Regions from separate parts of the Homo sapiens genome. Here all the other regions are linked to region 3. A link is a contact called in ENCODE Hi-C or POLR2A ChIA-PET data. All regions are on one chromosome and are shown on one strand. Each heading gives the region's core, a stretch centred on a gene start or an enhancer-like site at or near the end of the contact. The rest is flanking DNA. Distances are from core to core; before and after follow the strand shown.

What was found. A loop is a pair of places that touch in the nucleus more often than their neighbours do. ChIA-PET counts read pairs that join two places held with the same protein, here RNA polymerase II (POLR2A). Pooled maps may share reads with other maps.
Region 1: a map of A673 shows a loop between it and region 3 (5-fold over the local background). The contact joins two enhancer-like sites. A Hi-C loop is called at or near these places in 5 of 168 maps with a recorded cell type or tissue (A673, esophagus muscularis mucosa, heart left ventricle and 1 more), 2 of 37 single-sample maps with no recorded cell type and 12 of 50 pooled maps. POLR2A ChIA-PET finds 5 or more read pairs at or near these places in 1 of 52 experiments (activated T-cell).
Region 2: a loop to region 3 is called in a map of CD8-positive, alpha-beta T cell, with 10 times the contacts of the local background. The contact joins the promoter of UXT-AS1 here to the enhancer-like site in region 3. A Hi-C loop is called at or near these places in 38 of 168 maps with a recorded cell type or tissue (A673, CD4-positive, alpha-beta T cell, CD4-positive, alpha-beta memory T cell and 26 more), 35 of 37 single-sample maps with no recorded cell type and 39 of 50 pooled maps. POLR2A ChIA-PET finds 5 or more read pairs at or near these places in 1 of 52 experiments (naive thymus-derived CD4-positive, alpha-beta T cell).
Region 4: a map of CD8-positive, alpha-beta T cell shows a loop between it and region 3 (10-fold over the local background). The contact joins the promoter of SYN1 here to the enhancer-like site in region 3. A Hi-C loop is called at or near these places in 1 of 168 maps with a recorded cell type or tissue (CD8-positive, alpha-beta T cell), 1 of 37 single-sample maps with no recorded cell type and 8 of 50 pooled maps.

What each region holds. Positions count from the first base shown.
Region 1 is chrX:47,634,459-47,639,205 of GRCh38, forward strand. It overlaps ELK1 (ETS transcription factor ELK1), which reads right to left. Exons shown (of 7, transcript NM_001114123.3): 4 at 4,437-4,747; 5 at 3,293-3,724; 6 at 2,555-2,656; 7 at 1,063-2,469. The coding sequence ends at 2,371. Among named protein-coding and RNA genes, the nearest start is that of CFP, 6.9 kb to the left of the region's middle. Within about 2 kb of position 3,498, at least 5 of the 41 ENCODE cell types and tissues checked have a DNase peak (open chromatin) inside an H3K27ac peak, as active enhancers do.
Region 2 is chrX:47,655,871-47,660,938 of GRCh38, forward strand. It overlaps UXT-AS1 (UXT antisense RNA 1), which reads left to right and starts at 2,963. Exons shown (of 2, transcript NR_028119.1): 1 at 2,963-3,310; 2 at 4,025-4,241. It overlaps UXT (ubiquitously expressed prefoldin like chaperone), which reads right to left and starts at 3,310. Exons shown (of 7, transcript NM_004182.4): 1 at 3,245-3,310; 2 at 2,960-3,066; 3 at 1,912-1,993; 4 at 1,702-1,769; 5 at 1,313-1,420. The coding sequence starts at 3,057. RefSeq lists enhancers at 2,654-3,157, 3,142-3,401, 3,158-3,659 and silencers at 2,882-2,961, 3,240-3,579.
Region 3 is chrX:48,018,247-48,023,103 of GRCh38, forward strand. No RefSeq gene overlaps it. Among named protein-coding and RNA genes, the nearest start is that of SPACA5, 14 kb to the left of the region's middle. RefSeq lists a silencer at 2,834-2,883. Within about 2 kb of position 3,290, at least 38 of the 41 ENCODE cell types and tissues checked have a DNase peak (open chromatin) inside an H3K27ac peak, as active enhancers do; they include A673, CD4-positive, alpha-beta T cell, CD8-positive, alpha-beta T cell and 12 more, where a contact is called at or near this core.
Region 4 is chrX:47,618,171-47,622,844 of GRCh38, forward strand. SYN1 (synapsin I) reads right to left here and starts at 1,687. Exons shown (of 13, transcript NM_006950.3): 1 at 1,182-1,687. The coding sequence starts at 1,558. RefSeq lists silencers at 1,700-1,994, 1,701-1,910.

The DNA of each region.
Region 1 (4,747 bases), core at 2,248-4,747, 380 kb before region 3:
GCCCCTGATTTATGGTTTCTTATGAACTGTTTCACAGACCCCCTGGTGCTCTGACATCACTCAGTTGTCAAGTTCCTCTCCCACAGTTTCTGACTTCCAGTTACTGCTACTGCCAAGTCTCTCATAAACAGTTCCTTGTCCCTCTCCCTTGCATGCCCAGTGATGTGGTCTCTCACACCATGTCAGTGGCTCCGTCCGGCTCACCGTCATTTTCTCTCCTACTTTCTCACAGTCCCTGAACCTGTGGGATAGACTGTGGTAGTAATGGTAAATCGATTTGCAACTAGTTTCAGGTGTACACACACACACACACAGCCTGTCACACTCTCCCAGTCACAGCCATTCGTTTTTCTCAGTCTTTGCTGCAGTCTCTCACGCCTGCTTTCGTACACACAATTGCACCTTCTTGTATCTTTGGTCTCGGTCACTGGTTTGGTCTCCCAGCCATTCTCTCCCGTACAATCAAGTTCGCACCCATACAGTCTTACAGCTTTAGCTGACACTACAGCCTCAAGTAAACAGTTTTGCACATCATCTATTTCTCAAACGTTGAGTCGCCTACAGTGAGGTTTGTCACCTACACAATCTTTGCCACAATCCCTGACAACCTCTACTGTAGTTTCATGCCCACGTAGTCTCTCACATGTGGTTTTGGTCACCCAGTCTGTCTTGCTCGCCATCAAACAGTGACAGGGCTGCAGTCCCCGTTCCCTTCTCGTAGACATTATTTTGTGCATACCATCACAGGTTCTTGTACAGTACCTTGACTATTCATCCAGGCTCAGTTATTTTCTGAAACACAGCCACAATTTCCCACATAGACACACCATCAAAAGTCTGTGGTCACAACTTCTGCACACTCTCACACACAATCACAGCTTTCCACGTCTCTGACACACACATGGTTACCGATATGCAGTCCCTACTATTGTTTCTCACACACGCCATCACACCGTTTCTCTCACAATCGACCTCTGCCTCACACCCTCCACACACAGTCATGCGTGTCACGCTCAGCTAGTCCTGACAACATCAGAGAAAAAGTGCCAGCAGCCTCCAGCATCACTTTGAAAAATATATATTTACAGGAACAATTCCCCATTCTCTGGGACTCTTTAGAAAAAAAAAAGGTCCATTTTGGGGAAGTAAAACAAACAGTGGAGACGAGTGTAGCACTGTCCCCCAAATCACCAACCCCCAGGTCCCAAGGCCTGGGCTGGGCCAGCGCTAACAGGTGAGCCCAGGAGTCTTTTGAACCCACTCTCTCTTGCCTAGAATAGAGACAGGACAGGCTTTATGTCCCCCATTCCTCCCTCCCAACTCCAGGGACATTGAAAGGGTCCTTTGTACCCGCCCGCAGGAAATTGGGGGGCTGGGAGGGAGGGAACTGAAAATTCATGTTTGGTATCAAAAATAAACACTTGGAGTGGGGGAGGCGGCAGGAAGATTCCCCCCCAAATCCCTTCCTTCCCACCCACCCCACCAAATATAGGAAGAGATGACTCCCTCTCCCCTATTGAAAAGCCCCATTTAAAAATAGATTATACTATCAAAATGGCAGCGGGGGAGAGACAGGGAGACCTGGAGTACTGGCTGGAGGGGCCCCCCAGACGGGGACCACCCCCCAAAAAAACCCTCCATTGGGAGGAAACAGGCAGGACCCCAGGGAGGTTGGCAGACAAAGGAATGGCTTCTCAGGGGGAAGAACAAAAGGGACATTCCTCCCTGGCCAAAAAGTTGGTTGAAAAGGATAAGCTGTCTGAGAGAAAGGTTGGGGAGGTGGAAATTTCTATTCCAAGGGTGTGATTCTTCCTTGGCCAAGACTCCCAACCCATTAAATGGTACAAATTCTTCCTGGACCCCTGAGTATGGCCAGGAATAATAAAACAAAACAAACTAACTCTTCTACTCACATCCAAAAACGCAGACAGGGCTCCCTCATCTCCCCAAGGGCAGGCTGAGAAATAAAGAAAGAAAGGTCGTTCTCAAGCCAGACCTCGATTGTCTTGTCTTGGGGAAAAAAGTGGGGAGGTGGGGGAGATGTCCTAACCACCCTAAAAGGTTAGGTCAGGCTCCTCCCAGTGGCCTTCAAAAAATAAATAAATAAACCGCCCCTACCATTGAAGTAGGAGACGTGTAAGGGCGGCCACTGGGGGACTGACAGAAAACAGAGAAGTTGTGGAAGCTGTGTGTTTTCTGTGGAGGAGATAATGAGAGTTACTCTTGGGAGTAATTCTTCCCAAGGATCCCCACCCCACCACAATCAGAGCATGAGTCTTTCAGTTGAACTATGTTTCTCCTTGAGATGGCTGGCTGGAGAGAGCATGGATGGAGTGACCCCAGAAGGGGTGGTGGTGGTGGTGGTAGTAGTCATGGCTTCTGGGGCCCTGGGGAGAGCACCACGGGGGTCGAGAGGCCATCCACGCTGATAGAAGGGATGTGCACCTGGGCGCTGCCACTGGATGGAAACTGGGGGCAAAAAGAGGGAGAGGTCACAGATGGGGGCCATTCTTGGGTCTCTCACCCTGTCCAAAACGGGGAAAGAGGATCCTACCTGGAAGGAGAGCTTGGCCGGGCTACGGGGCGCAATGGGACTCAGGGTGCTCCAGAAGTGAATGCTAGGAGGCAGCGAGCTGGGTGTCAGCAGCACCGGGGTCTGTGGGGAGAGGGTGGTCGGAGCTCAAGTGAGTAGAAAGTAGATGTGGGATGCTGGAAGGGACTTGGTCCCGGCCCCACCACAGATTTCCCACTCACACTCCCAGGGTCACTCCCCAAAGTGCACACACCTAGATGGTAACCATGGAGGCCATGCCTATGATCTCTCAAACTCTGCAGACACCCCCCACTCCCCACTCCCGAGAGCCCACCCTCAGTTGCTGAGACCTCATTGGTCAAGACCACCCACAAGACCCTATCCAAATGCTGCTCTCAAACCTCTCAAGTCACCATCCCAACAGCTCAGGGTCAACTTCCAACTCATGTCCCACCCATGAAACCCCATATGCACATCCCAGACCAAAAAGCCCTGCTCAGGTTCCTTAAGCCACACCCCAACCTAGAAACAGTCCCACAGAAAGACCCTCGGTCCCACCCACAAAAGTCCCCAGCCCTGCCCTTCACTAATCAAACCCCATCCCTCCAGCCAGCATCAGCCCAGTCAATCACACTCAAAGGCTCCACCCTCTTCAGGAACAACCACACTCACCCTCCTCTGATTCCTGTCAGTCACCCGCCACATGCCAATCCCATTGGTGCTGGCGCCCACACACCCCACCCCTCCGCAGGCACTCACCAATGTATGCGTAGGAAGCAGGGATGGGGTCAGCGCCGGCCCCGGAGCCTGGAGGCCGGAGCCACTTCCCGATCCTGGGGTCCGTTCGGGTCCCGGCCCACCTAGCAGGCTCGGGCTGAGTGGAAGCTCTAGGTCCCGGGGCTTCCGGCCCTTCTGCGGCTGGGAGATCTCAGGGCTGGAAGCCGCATGGCCGCCCGCCTGCCCTGCGGTGTCCATAACAACCGCGGGCAGCCGGGCTGGCACGCCCTCCTGTGGAGGGACTTCTGGCTCGGCCTTGGTGGTTTCTGGCACAAACCCTCTCTCCCCCGCAACTTCCAACTCTTCCTTGGGCCCTTCTACTTTCACTTCTGGGGGCAAAGCCCGGCCCAAACCCGGCTCCACATTAAGCTCTTCCGATTTCAGGTTTGGGGCCTCGGGCGGGGTCAGGATGACCTGGTAGAGGAGCAGGCACAAAGAGGGTGTGTAAGGATTGTTGGGACCACAGGATTCTCCTGTGGGCCACCCAGTGATTTCCCCGGGAAGGTGGCACTTGGTACTCAGGGCATGACTGCACATCAGAGCAAGTCCTCCAACAGGACATAGGACTTCGTCAAGGAAGTAGGGCTTCCTCTGGGGCAGGTCCTCCTATGGGACAGGGGACTTGGGGTGAGACAACCTGAAGCGGGTAGGAATCTGAGGGATACCATCCTCATTCATTAAAACAGTGGTTCTCAAAAATTTACCTTCCTCTGGACCAGCAATATCTGCCTCATTTGGTAACAAGTTAAAAATGCAAATTATTGGGCCCCTCCCCAGCCCCACAAATTCAGAAACTCTGGGGGTGTGCCTGGCAATCTGTGGTTTAACAAGACCTACAGGTGATTCTGATGAGCACTAGAGTGCGAGAACCAGTGCATTAAACATATTCCAGGCACCTACATGTTCGGCAGCTACTAACTGTAGCACAGTATTCTCCCCTTTCTGTCTCAGGATTTGTGTAGCTCTCTGCCCCACCCCTCCTTCTAAGAGGATGTCTTCCTTCCACCATTATCTCCTTTAACGGGACAGCTATGTCTCTTCTACCAGCCTCCCTCGTCATCCGGGGATTACACATCCCTCCTCTTTACTGCCTCCTCTTACTGAATTTCTATATTCCAGTCCTTACCTGCAGAGGCAAGCCGGCCTCTTCAGCCTCCAGACAGGCCTCCAAGGGGCTTGGACTGGTGCTCCTGCTCCCCGAGGGGGGCGCTGCTGCCCCTGCAGGAGCTGCACTGGGGAGCACCACAGCAGGCCGAGGATGAGGGGGTGGCTGCGGCTGCAGAGACTGGATGGTGAAGGTGGAATAGAGGCCCGAGCGCATGTACTCGTTCCGGCTGCTGCGTGCCAAACCGCCTGGGCCTGCCATTCCTGCACCCTTGGGTGTGCCTGGCTTTCCAGAGACAGTGTCCCCTGGGGCGGCATGTATAGCAGCAGGGG
Region 2 (5,068 bases), core at 1,713-4,212, 360 kb before region 3:
GCCACATGCGGTCCAGGACGGCTTTGAATGCAGCCCAACACAAATTCATAAACTTTCTTAAAACATTATGTGATTTTTTTTTGCAACTTTTTTATTTTAGCTCATCAGCTATCATTAGCATTAGTGTATTTTATGTATGGCCCAAGACAAATCTCCCAATGTGGCCCACGGAAACCAAAAGATTGGACACTCCTGCCTTAAACTCAACTGGAGCCCACATTTTCTCTCCCCATCACCCCCAACACAGATCTGCTTCAATAACCACTTTAATATGCTTCCAGCATACCCTTTCAAATTATTTCAACAAACACAAAGCCGGGTACAGCAGTGCGCCTGTAGTCCCAGTTACTTGGCAGGCTGAAGCAAGGGGATTGCTTGAGCCCAGGAGTTTGAGGATGTAGTATGCTATGATCGCAGCTGTAAACAGTCACTGCATTCCAGCCTGGGCAACACAGCGAGACACCATCTCTTAAAAACAAAAACACAGAGTGTCTACTATATGCTTGTACTACTCTAGTCACCTGGGTATAAGGGAATAAACCAAATCTCCCCCTTTGTAAAACTTACATTCTAATTGGAGGAGACAACATGAGAAAGAAATTACATAGTAAATATTAGGGGGTGATAAGTGTTAGTAGAAAAAAAGTAGAAGGAGGGGAATCAAGCATGCCAGGGGCTGTAATTTGAAAGTTAGGTTACAGAGGGCCTTGTTGAGGAAGTGACATTTAAGCAAGACGAGTGAGTGAGGAGAAAGGAAGCCATGTGGGTACTGGGGGAAAGAGCAGTGCAGGCAGAGAGAACAGCTACAGCAATATCCCTGGGGTGGGATCATTCTTGGGGTGTTGAAAGAAGCATGTGAAGGTGAGTGTGGCAGGAACACAGTGAATGAATAGTAAAATTAGCAGGAAGTGAAATCATAGGTAACTAGTTTTCTTGTTACCAATTCTAACAGGCTGAGACCTCATGGATCTGGTCATAATTGTATTTATGTATAACAGTATAGTCCTTCTAGATTGTAAGCCTTCAAGGAACTCTTCTGTCTTGTTCACTGCTGCATTCCCACTGCTAAGCACAGTGCCTGGCATACAGAAGATGCCCAATAAATGTTTGCGTGAATGAACAATACAAAGATCATTTTTTGAGTGCTTATTATGTGCTACACATGGGCTTTGCAACCCCATTTCTTCAGCCCCAGCTCTGAAGAGGAGGGGAGATGAGTCCTTAAGTATCATTCCAGGCAGCCATGGGTAAAGGGAGAAGAGTGTTGGAAATGGTGGTGTTTTTACACACTATCCTCATGGAATGGACTTACTCTGTGAGGAGAGAGCTCTTACGATCAATGAACTTGAGAGCTTCTGCCAGTGTCAACTCCAGGAAAAAACCATATCCCAGGGCCACATAGATGCGTGAAGTATCTGGGCTGAGGAAAGAGAGGTTAGAGGAAGTGGGGAGAAGTCCTTATCACTGTTTAGCATAGTTTATGTTTTGCTCCCCACCCTTCCCCAAATTGAGGCTCTGGGAAGGCAGGGATTTTGTCCTATTTTATTCACTGTCACATCCCCAGCACCTAGCTTATATCCTACTGGGATATAAAACCTCGCATAGTGCCTGGTACATAGAAGATACTCAAAAAAATATAAGTTGCATGAGGGAAGGGGTAAGCTGAACCCTGTGGGCTCAGAGGGGCGGGTAGACACTCACACCACTGTGTCAACGAAGAAGTTACAGCCCAAATCCACCTGCATATATAACTCCGAGTGCTTAGCTTCCTGTGGGGCCAGGGAAAAAGAGGTAGGGGTCAGTGGTGAACTCTTAGGTCAGGTGACAGGGTTGGGTCTGGAGTCTCTCTTCCCATTTCCCTCCCTTGCCCACACATACCAAAAAAATGGTACCCAATCCCATAGTCTTTACCTGGAGTCGCTCAATGACATTTCTCAGTTGAAGGTATTTGGCCAGCTGCTCATATACCTTGTCTCGATGGTCCAGCACCTTTCTGATGGGACGAAAGTACAATGGTGACCAATAGGCAGCCCCATTCCTCCTAGTATACCTCATATCATGACCCTCTGAGACTCTCATGTCACCATACACTGAAAAGGCTTTTTAGTGCATAAGTTAATTTTCGGCTCTGGGTCAGACTGCCTGGGTTTGGATCTGGGCTCTATCCTTTATAGATGTGTGACTTTGGCAAGTAAATAACCTGTTTGGGACTCAGTTTCCCCATTTATAAAATACAGATGACAGTATTACCTTGTAGAGTCATTAGGATTAAATGAGCGTTTACTACAAAGCATCTAGAATAATGCTTATCAAATGGTAAACTCTCTATATACATGTTAGTTATAATTACTATTATTATACTCCCAATACTGAACTCCAATCATAATGTCCCATCCTCACCCTAGAAAAATCCTCCATCCCTTTTAGGATGCTCATAGGCCTAGTTCTGAACACCTTATTTCCTGCTTAGATTAACAAAGATTGCAATAATATTTCTTCATACTCATTGAACCTCTACTATGTTTCAGGCATCCATGCTAAATTCTTGACAAAGATGGGACACATCAAAAACTCAAAACCACTGCATGGGGAAGGTTCCAGAAAACTCCCCATTTCACAGAAGAGTAAAGTTTATAGGGCACAGAAAGGCGAGGTAGGACGTATTCACAAGGATGAAGAATGGCCGAGCCAGGATTCGAACCCGAGAACTGTGGCTCCAGAAAACAAGCCTTAATCTGTTAAACATCGGAGGCCGCGCATGCGCTGACACGCCCCTGCTATGAACGCCACGTCCCAGCCAAACTGCACCCCGGATGTCGTCCCCACTTCTCGCTCCAAGGAGCGCGGGGCCGGACTCTGAACGCCTCGCCCGCCAATTCAAAGGGTTGGCCCTAACTTTGAACGCCCCACCCACCACGTGGAATGTTCCAAACGCCCCGCCCCCCGCACTGTCACTCACCGCAAGTCCCGCTGCAGCACGTCACTGATGAAGGTCTCGTAGCGCAGCACTTTCTCCCCCGTGGCCTCCACCGCCCGCCGCTTAGGGGGCGTCGCCATGATGGGCTCCTGGGGAGTGGGGAGGGGGAAGACCATGTTGACCGATCCAGTTTGGCCTCACACACAGTTCATCTCTACCCTCTCAACGCTGGGAATCGGCTTGTCCGGCTCAAGCTGGAGGTTCAGCCTTCCGCCCCTCCCAACTCGGGGACCCGACCACCCAGGGACACCCAAGCGCGGCCTTTACCTCAGGCCGCCAGCAATAAGAACGGTTGGTAGGAACCGCGGCTTCCGGGTGGCGCGGGTGAATGACGTAAGTGGCAAGCGCGCTGGCCAACCAAATAGCCAGTTGGGGAGGGGCGGGCCTGAGTGGAAGAAGACGGGCCAAAGGGGAGAAGAGAAGGGCAGGGCTTCACGGAATCCGAGGAGATCAAAGAAGACTAGGGCGTGCGAGCAGGGGCCGTCTGGCAATAAACCGGCCAATGGGGGACTGCAAAAGCGGCGCCTGGAGCCTATGGAGACCGTGTGTGGCTGGTGGGGGTGGGATTTAATGGGATTTGGCGGGTTCTAAGGTAGGCGCGACGCACAGGTGGAGGTAGAGGAAGTGAAGAGTTTAATATTTAAAAGGACCTAAAAATTGACTATGGTTCTGGTCTATAAGGAAGATCCCGTGTGATCTGTCGGCCTGGATATTGATTTTTCACACGGGAGGTTTGGATTTCACTCCTGGCAATGGGACTGAGTATAAGCATTTAAAAGGTTTTAAACAGAGACAGGTTTTCTAAAATTCATCTTTGATAACTCCAGCTCTGCACTCGCAACCCATAAGTGAGGCTCAAGTGGAAATTGACAACACTCTCTGTCTAATCACCTCGTTTGATAGTCAAATGGAGAGGGTGGCTGAAGTCCTCTGCCGAAGATTGGCCATCTTGTAGTTAGGCATAGTTCCCATGTTTTTATTTAAATGGTAAGGTTTTTGTGAATTTATTCTTATGCACTAGAGTGACTGAGTGAATTTATTTTTCAGGTTAGATTTTCAAACAAGAACTTATAACCCAGCAAGAATGGGCCTTTGCCTGGAGAAGAATCCAGACCATGGGATGAATCCCCAAATGCTATTTCCATCTGTAGAGCCTAGAGCACCCACCCCTACCAAGGAAGTCTTCCCAGATAATTTGTGTTTCATATGTAAAAGCAAGTTTTTTTTTTCAAATGCTCAAAACCCAAGCAAGTTAAGCCCTTCCTTCCTTCCTTCCTTCCTTTCTTTTCTCTCTCTCTCTCTTTCTTTCTCTCTCTCTCTCTTTCTTTCTTTTTTTTCTTTTTTAGACAGGGTCTGTGTCCCCTAGGCTGGAGTGCAGTGGTATGATCATGACTCATTGCAGCCTCAACCTCCCAGGCTCAAGTGATCCTCCCGCTTCAGCCTCTGGAGTACCTGGGACTACTGGCATACACCACCACGCCCATCTAATTTTTAAAAAAGTTTTTGTAGAGACAGAGTCTCACTATGTTGCCCAGGCTGGTCTCAAACTCCTAGGCTTAAGTGATTTGCCCACCTCGGCCTCCCAAAATGCCGAGATTATAGGCATGAGCCAGCACACCTGGCCAAGTTAAGCTTTTCTTTGCCCTTAGAACGAGATAATTGTAAAATGAAAACATTGAGATTAGTTTTTTTGGTCTGTAAATCTCATGTTACATATAGTTTAAATTACATTGAGTGTGATTGGAATAGATACTAGGTAGAAAAATATTATCTAGTTAATCTATACCACTTTCCTGTGAAAAGAGAGAAAAGAAGACACATATTTATTTAACAGAGAACACAATTCTGATGGGCTGGAGATGAGTCTGTGTAAGTCTATTAACTTATATTTCACAAAAAAGAATTTTTTACTTAAAAATGTATTTCCAACTTTATTTTTACATTTCAAACCTACAGAAAAGTTGACAGTGAACACTCATATACCCTGCACTTAAGTTCGCCAGTTGTTTTATTTTGAATTTTTAAAATTTTTTTAGAGGCAGGGTCTTGCTCTCTTGCCTAGGCTAGAATGCAGTGGTGTGATCTCGGTTC
Region 3 (4,857 bases), core at 2,040-4,539:
CAAAGACGCATGCATGCATATGTTCACTGCAGCACTATTCACAATAGCAAAGACATGGAATCAGCCTAAATGCCCATCAATGGTAGTCTGGACAAAGAAAATGTGGTACATATACACCATGGAATACTATGCAGCCATCAAAAAGAATGAGATCAGGCCAGGTGCAGTGGCTCATGCCTGTAATCCCAGCACTTTGAGAGGCCAAGGTGGGAGGATCATGTGAGCCCAGGAGTTCAAGACCAGCCTGGACAACATAACAAGACCTCATCTGTAGACCTCGTCTCTACAAAAAAATAATAATAACAATTTTAAAAAGAACAAGATCATGTCCTTTGCAGCAACATGAATAGAGCTGGAGGCCAGCAACATGAATAGAGCTGGAGGCCATTATCCTTAACACACTAACACAGGAACAGAAAACTAAATACTGCATGTTCTCACTTATAAGTGGGAGCTAAATGATGAGAACTAATGGACACAAAGAGAGGAACAACAGACACTGGGGCCTACTTGAAGGTGGAGGGTGGGAGGAGGGAGACGATGAAAAAAAAAAATAACCATTGGGTTTAGTACCTTGGTGATGAAATAATCTGTGCAACAAACCCCCGTGACATGAGTTTACCTATATAACCAACTTGCACATGTACCCCTGAACCTAAAATAAAAGTTAAAGAAAAAGACGACAAGAGAGATCACTGCCACACTGTAGCAGAAATTACACAGAAGTCCTTCAATATGGGGCTGATTAATAAATCGTAGTACATGCATACAAGAAAAAAAAGCATCTCTTAAAAATATCTCTATGTCCTGATACTGAAATACCTTCCATCAACAAGTGTTCATTAAGTAGGGGCTATTCCAGCTATGCCAGTGAGCAGCTGTGCAAGCCCATGCAATCTGCTTATCCACTCTGGTACTCAGCTTCCTTAGCTGTAAGAGGTAGATAAAAATGGTACCTACTTCCTAAGGTCATTGTGAGAATTAAAAGTGATCATGCATATATAATGCTTAGTATGGTGTCAGGTGCAGTGTGAGCTCACTACATGTCGGCTCTTGTTGTGTCACTTTTGTTATCATTATCATTTGTATTATCATTATCATTACCACTATGACCATTATTAATACTATTCTGGGCAAATGGAATGGCAAAACAGTTTTACATAATGAGCAGATTTTAGCAAAAGGAAGACATTTACATACGTATATATTTATATGTGTATGTAAATATAAAGAGAAAGAACAAGGGGGAGAGAGAGGTGTATAGGTGGAAATTAACCAAATTCATCAGAAATTGGTTATTTGGAATGAGTGGTGATATGAGATTATAAGTGAATTCCCCCTTTCAGATTGTATATTCCTCAAGAGTTTGGATTTTTGGTGTGCCACTTCTAAATCACTTCTGTAGGAAGAGAAAAAAATGACAAAATAATATAGACTTTCTTAAAAAGGGCAGAAGGGAAAGTACTGAACATGCTTAGGGACATCATGAATTCTGAGCCTAAAAAGGAAAAGGGCAGACCTTTGGGTTGCTCAGGCTGTTCTGAAACCCCAGATGTGGAAAAACTACATATAGATCAGAAAAGAATTTGAAGGGCATGAGGTTTACTGATTCTTCCTGATGATCAAGGTCCATATATTGAGCCAGAACATAAGAGCTATTTGTGCAGACATGGCTTTGATTTCCTGAAGAGTCACATATTTTTAGTTCTGCTTTAGCAGGACACCTTTGGTTGACATGCAGACATATTTTAAGTCACAGCAGAGCAATCCTATCTCTGTATTTATCACAAGATTGCTGATAAGGGACTTGGCTGACGCATCAGAGAACTGTCTTATCAAAGAAATCTTTGCTTCTGAGGAAGTGGCTTACTTTCTCTGTATGGGTGAGATAAATAAAGCAAATGAGCTTTTTTCCCCCTCTATGTTGTGGCTTCTAGGAAGCTCAGAAAAATAACTGTAGCTCAACATAATTATGTAGAATCCTATGATCTACATATAGACATTTCAACCTGGCCTTGGTTTTGCTCTACTTCCCTATTCCATTTTATGTGTTTATATGTATCCATTTTATGGTATTAATAATAGTATAATAATAATATTAAACTCATATATAAGACTTACGTATGTGCTAGGCATTGTTGTAAACACTTATATTGACTCAATTGATCTACACAACAACCATACAAGGCAGGTATTATTATTATTATCATTAACATCATCATCCCTATTTTACAGTTAGAGAAACTAAGGCACAAAGAGGTTAAATGACGACTCTGTCCGCAGACCACCAGCCCTCTCACTTCCGTTCGATGTAAACTCTCTGCCCCGCCTCATACCCTGCTCTGATGTTAAGATCCGAATGCTTATTCAGGCAAGGTCCCCTTGTGTTTCCAAAATCAGTCACAACTTCCTCTGACAGCCACCTTTTTCCGACCTTTATCCTGCATTAATTAGGTACTGCCAGTCACTATACTTGCTCATGCGCAGTACCGTTCCCAAAGCCGTCGGTGCTAGCAGCCAAAGTTGTTCTGTGGTTTTCTTTAATTTAATGATTAAATTTTTTTAATTGTACATATTTGTAGGGTGCAGAGTGGTATTTCAATACATGCATACAATGTGTAATGATCAAATCAGGGTAATTAGCATGTGCATCACCTCAAATATTTATCATTTCTTTGCGTTGGGAATATTCAAAATCCTCTCTTCTAGGTATTTGAAAATGTACAATAAATTATTGCTAACTATAGTTATTAAGCAGTGCTATAGAACACCAAAACTTTTTTGTTCCTTAACTGCAATGATTGTACGTATTTGGCTGGCAAGAAAAATGGCCGTGCCAGTAAACCAGCTTGTCAAGGGAGCAGGCATCTTTACAGCCCTTACCATTCCGTACAGGAGAGTAATATGCCTTTTAAAGTTTGGAAAAGATAGAACTCCGAGAGGACTTTGAAAACTTGGCGATAAAAGTGGGGCCCTTTGTGCAAAGCTAGTGACGGGCAAATTATGGGCGTGTTTGGGGGGGTTTCAAGAGAACGGGTATGTAAAAATGTTGAGTTCAGGACCACAGACCCCTCCGCCGGGAGATACCACTGCGGAGACGGGGGACGCCTGAAATGGTACGGACATCCCTGGTACCTATTACCGGGGAAAAAGGATGCAGAGCCGGTGATAATACATTCCTCCACCGGTCAGTATCAGTGGGGAGATGGGGAGAACGTGTGGAGCTGGTACTCCTCTCAAGAAAATAACAGTAGGGAGATAGATACTATTAAGCTAGCGGTGGCGAAGGCTCAGGTTGGTACAGTCCGTTGTGGGAGATACCACTGGTGCAAATAGGGAGGTGTGGTACAATCTGCCCACGGAGAAAGAAACGTGAAGAAAGTGACATTGGTAAACATAGGCGCAGGGAGAGTTGGAGACATAAGCCCAGGGATAAAGGGGCCCAGGTGAGGTGGAATATTAGTCGGAGACTAGGTGAGAAGACAGATCTGATCGCGACCCCGCCAGGACTACATTCCATCCTCCTCCTGGGAAACTGTTGCAGAGAGATTTGAGAGGGCGGAGATTCCAGGGTCCCAGTCCTATGAGGCCTCCCTGAGGCCTAGGGGAATAAACAGGAGACAGACAGTGATCAGGTTCCGGACCTCAAACACTCTCCCCTATTAATCATATTCTACCAATTGATCACCTGAAAGAAAATGCACAGGTGAGCCCTTTCAGCTTATTGCAATAGGGAAAACTTTTCTTAATGAGGAACATCCCAAAGACAAGGAAAGAGACCTCGGGTTGTATAGAGGCAGGTAAGCAAAAGAGTCATCCTTGAGTCATCAATCAGGACAGATAGAGATAGGTCTTATCTCAGAATGTGTAAATACATTAGGGACTACTATAGACTGAATTGCGCCCCTTCCCCCCCCCCCCCCCCATTCATACGTTGAAGCCCAAACTGTCAATGTGATGGTATTTGAGGATGGGGCCTTTGGGAGGTAATTAAGGCTATATGAGGTCATGAGGGTGGGGCCTTGGTCTAATGGGATTAGTGCCCTTATAAAAACAGACGTCCAAGAGTTTGCTCACTCTCTCTCCATTTGCACAAAAAAGAGGTGATGTGAAAACACAGTAAGAAGGCAGTTGTCTGCAAGCCTTATGGCTTTCTTTATAGAGAACCCTCACCAGGAACCAAATCAGCTGGCCCCTTCATCTTGGACTTCTCCCAGCCTCCAGAACTATGCCAAATAAACTTCTGGTTTAACCCGTCCAGTCTGTGGCATTTTATTATGGCAGCCCAAGCAGGTAATCCAGGGACTTTTGCAGTTAGCCCTTTGCTGGAACCCCAAAGGGAGCCAGGGGCTGTGAGAATTTTGTAACCATGACTGCTTTCCAGGAGCACAGGACCCACTCAGATATAAAGTAACAGCATCACTCCCCTTCCAGCTCACTCTGCCCCTCATGGCTCCTACTCCTTCCCACTCTACCAATCATTAACATGTATTCTCTCCCACGGTGCCCCCAATTTCCCGCCATTCAGTCACACTGCCATTTTCTTTCATTCATTCTGCTTCATGGCCACCATTCACGCATCTTGTACCCCATATAAACACCTTTCTTTTTATTGTGGTAAAATACACATAACATGAAACTTACTATTTTAACTATTTTACATTGCACAATTCAGTGCCATTTAGGACATTCACAGTATTGTGCAACCATTACCACTATTTAATTCCAGGCTGTCTTCACCACCCCAAAAGGAAACCTCATCCCCATTAAACAATCATTCCCTATTCCCCTTTCCCCCCAGCCCCTGGCTACCACTTAATCTGCTTTCTGGTGCTATAGATTTGCCTATTATGGATA
Region 4 (4,674 bases), core at 437-2,936, 400 kb before region 3:
TTAACTGGAGGCACAGGCCTTTATGGAGAGGTCTAAGGTTGGGTCATGCAGAAAGTGCTCAATACATGCAGACTGAAGCCACTGGAGGAAAGGGTATTGCAGAAAGGGTTTGAGGGTGGGGTATACAGCAGGCACCAGTCAATGCATGCTTGCTGAATACACTGGAGGAAAGAACTTTTAGAGAAGGCTCACACTGCAGGCAGTTGATAAATGCTAGATGGATCCACCAAAGGAAAGGTCTTTGAAGAAGTAGCTGGAGAACGGGGGATACAAGAGGCACTCAATAAATGTTTTCTAGATCCACTGTAGGGAAAGGTCTTTGAGGAGACGGTCTGAAGATGAGTCACACAAAGAAGGTTCAAAACTGCTCATGGAACTCACTGGAGGAAAATGATTTGTTTGAGAAGGGGTTTGGGGGTGCGGCACGTATCAGGCACTTAACAAATGCTTCCTAGATCCTTTGGAGAAAAGGCCCTCAGAGAGAGGGCTTGGAGTTGGGGCACAGAGAAGGCATCCAATCAAAACTCACAGGATCCATGAAAGGCAAAGCTTTTGGAGAGAAGCTGGGGTGGGATACACAGCAGGTACTCAATGTTTACTAAATAGTTTAAAAGGGCTTTAAGGACGGAGCTGGGGTGGGACACATAGCATAGACTGGACACATGCTCACAAGACCCATTAGAGAAGGCCTCAGGGCAAGGGTTGAGGAGAACAGGACAGTATCAGGCTCTCAAAGAATGCTCACAAACCTCATTGAAATCAAAGGCCTTGGGGAAGGGCTCTTGGATGAGGCATACTGCAGGTACTAGATAAGTGCTCACAAGATCCATTAGAGGACAAGGCCTATGGGGCAAGGGTTGGGGAGGGTAGGAAGGACACGTTCGGTTTTCGAAGGCTCATAGGATATATTGAAGCCAAAGACTTTTGGGGGAGGGGTAGTAGGGAACAGGTACGCAGCAGGTGCCTGATAATTGCTCCCTGGATCCATCAAGGTTTAAGGGGCGGAGGGGGGCGACAAGGGCGGGGCACAGAGGAAGCATCCAGCTTAATAATTTAAAGGAAAAAGATTTAGGTGAGAGGGCCAGGTGTCAGGCACACAAGCGGCGCTCGATAATTGCTCATTCGCAGAAGAACGATCTGGGGACCCAGGCCCACGGGAGACGTCCGCGGCAGTGGCTTACCAGTCGGTGTGCGGCTCGTCGATGACCAGCAGCACCCTGGAGGCGGCTCCCCCGCGGCCTGCGCCCCCAGAGCCGCCGCCCACCTGCTCGCTGAAGGTGGCAGCTGCCGCCGCCGTGGTCTGCTTGACCGCGTTGGACAGCGACGAGAAGAAGCCACCGCCCCCCGAGGACCCGGGGCTAGGGGCGGCCGGAGAGGCCGCTGGGGCGACCCCGGAGGACCTCTCGGCAGTGGCGGTCCCGGGACCGGGCGTGGCTCCGGGGCTGTGGGCACCGGGCGGCGGTGGGGGCGGCTGCGGACGCTGCAGGTCTGTCATGTACCCATTTGGCAGATTGGCCATAAAGTTGCTGTCCGACAGGCGGCGCCGCAGGTAGTTCATGGCTGCGACTTGGGGCAGGGGGTCCTAGGGGTGGTCTGGCCAGGAGCCGCGGGGGCGGACTGCGCGGTGCCCAGGAGCACAGCTGCGCTCTCAGGCACGACACGACTCCTCCGCTGCCCACCGCAGACTGAGGCAGCGCTGAGTCGCCGGCGCCGCAGCGCAGATGGTCGCGCCCGTGCCCCCCTATCTCGCGCCTCGCGTGGTGCGGTCCGGCTGGGCCGGCGGCGGCGCGGACGCGACCAAGGTGGCCGGGAAGGGGAGTTTGCGGGGGACCGGCGAGTGACGTCAGCGCGCCTTCAGTGCTGAGGCGGCGGTGGCGCGCGCCGCCAGGCGGGGGCGAAGGCACTGTCCGCGGTGCTGAAGCTGGCAGTGCGCACGCGCCTCGCCGCATCCTGTTTCCCCTCCCCCTCTCTGATAGGGGATGCGCAATTTGGGGAATGGGGGTTGGGTGCTTGTCCAGTGGGTCGGGGTCGGTCGTCAGGTAGGCACCCCCACCCCGCCTCATCCTGGTCCTAAAACCCACTTGCACTCATACGCAGGGCCCTCTGCAGATACTCGGTTTGTAGTGTTGATATTCAACTCAGAAGGCATTTTTTGGGGGGAGGGGGGCACTGGAAGCACACTCAGAGACACGAAAGTAGAGAAATAACCCCCTCACAGAGGGGGGTGAGGTCACACGCAGTGCCCGCGGGGAGATTAGTCTCCCACATCCACACAGGCTCAGCTAGGCAGAGAGCGGGGGCGTCACAGACAGCATCAGACAAGCGGAGGTGGACACTTGGGTGGTGTACACACCCTTGCCCAAGGTGGCAAGGGGGGCCTGGAGGCACACAAGAAATGACACACATATAAACACACACAAAAGTGAGGAAACATACGAGGGCATGTACAGACAGAACACACGCCAATCTAGGTATACATACAGACATACAAGTCCAGAGTAACACACATGGGCATGTTACATACATGCATGCATACACCCATACCCCCACACACACAGGTAACACACTGACACACAGAGACCCAGGGAAACTCATATGAGCATACACTTGCAGACAAAACACATTCCCACCGATGATCATGGAGAAACCTAGATCTGCAACACAGACATTCTCTGCAGCCCTAGCCCTGGTGCGTGTCCACCCCCACACCAGAACACACTTGGTATATACGCCACCATCCCTTTGCTCTGGACACCGCCAAAACTCACGATAACTACCTGATGTCATCAGTGCCCATGGCTGTCTCCCCCTGCACCCAAGAACTTTCCACAGAGGCAGGCCCATCCCATGGTGCACACACAGTAGGTACCAAATAATGTTTGCATATGAGCAAATGAGGTAGTCCAAGCAGAGGTGGGATATGGGAACCTGTCAAATCTTTATGATTCTGACTACAATAAAAGCACTAATTCATAATCATTTGTTCACTGATTGTACCCAACTCTTAACTAAGCTGTTTACATGCATCATTTCATCCAACCCTCACAACAATCCAGTGGGGTGGATAATATAATGTCTATTTTACAGATGAGGGAATACAAGAACTCCAGTTAATTCCCAAAGGGTCATGTTCACTTTATGATCAACACATTTTTTTAAGAATGTGCCAGGAAGAGGAAACATCCAGTGCCAATGTGGCTGGAACAAGCTGAAGGGGGTTGTGGTAGCAGGGGCCAGATTGGGTAGGACCTTGACCATAGTGAGCAGTGATGGTGGACTAGGAGAGGTGGCAGAAGATAGGCAAGAAGTAAGTAGATATGGAGTCTCTTTTGCCTGCAGAATTTTCAGGTGACTCATCCACTTATTCATTTGTTCATCCTTTATTCATTAAATCATTGGCTGGTTTAAACAAGGCAGTAATAGTGTGGGGTCTGGAGACACAGTGCCTGGGTTCAAGTGGGGCCTCCACCATACACTTGGGAAAGTGACTTAATCTTTCTGAGATTTGGTTTCCTCATCTGTAAAAAGGATACATCTCTAACCCACCTCTAAGGAGAGGGGTAGGAAGGGGGCAACCTCTGTACCTTTGCATGTGTTGTAACTTCTGCCAGGAATGTCCTCTCCTTCTCTCTCGAGGGCTGCCTTTGGCCACTGTCTGCAGGAACCCCTCACCCCCAGGTCTCAGATTCTATCCCCTCCTCCCCTAGGCTTCCACAGTACCCAAGTCAAACACTTCCCAAACCATCCTCTACTCCCTCCTCCAACCCAGCCAGCTTCAGTCCCACCTCCAGGCCTTTGATTTGGCCACTCTTTTCTCCTCCCTTCAGGATTCCTTCTCTGGCATTCCAAATCCTAGTGTTACCCAGATGGGGATCTCCCCGCAAATCAGATATTTTCCAATGTCTTGAAGTATGTGCTCCCTGGTTTTTTGCCCAGTAACGGAAGCAAACAAGCTGTGCAGGGCGCGGTGCCCTCTTTGGGGACAGGAACAGCTGCAGGTCTACAGATCTTTCTGACTCCTTTAGGTCTGAATTCAGGTTCCTCGGGAATCTATCTCCAGGCTGCGCCTCTTCCTGGGGTCCCCATTCCTAGGTTCCTAGTACTTGTGGCCCCAGCACCATTTCATTTTTCCACGTGGCTCAATTTCCAGAAATTAATTTTTTGTAGATTGTTTTGTAGAGGAATGAGGATTCACCTCAGGAGTGCCTCAATTCACTAAGGCAAAGGTTAGGCTCCCCCAAACTGTCTCCATCTTGTTCAGCAGGAATAGGCGTACAAAAGGGGCCCCAATAATGATTTTGCTGTACATTGGTGAGCAACGACTCTCAAACACACACCCCTGACATATGTTCACATTCAGTATTGTACCCATGTTTGTGACTCACACATACATGTCCATGGCACCTTAATGTGTATGTGCACACACGGGACTCCTGCATTGTTATGGCATACATACATTTGTAACCTCACACACATGCCACATATCAATACATCCTTAATTCTTGCACAGGCCCAAAGGTCTGCATCTCTCTCTCACACACACACAGCTGAATTCCCACTTTCTTGTAAACGTATACCTCTCTCATACCCTGTAGTAGCAACCAGAACCCCTCACTTTGGCTCAGTCTTCCCAAGATGACCAAGTAAGTACTCATCAACTTCATCTTCACTTCA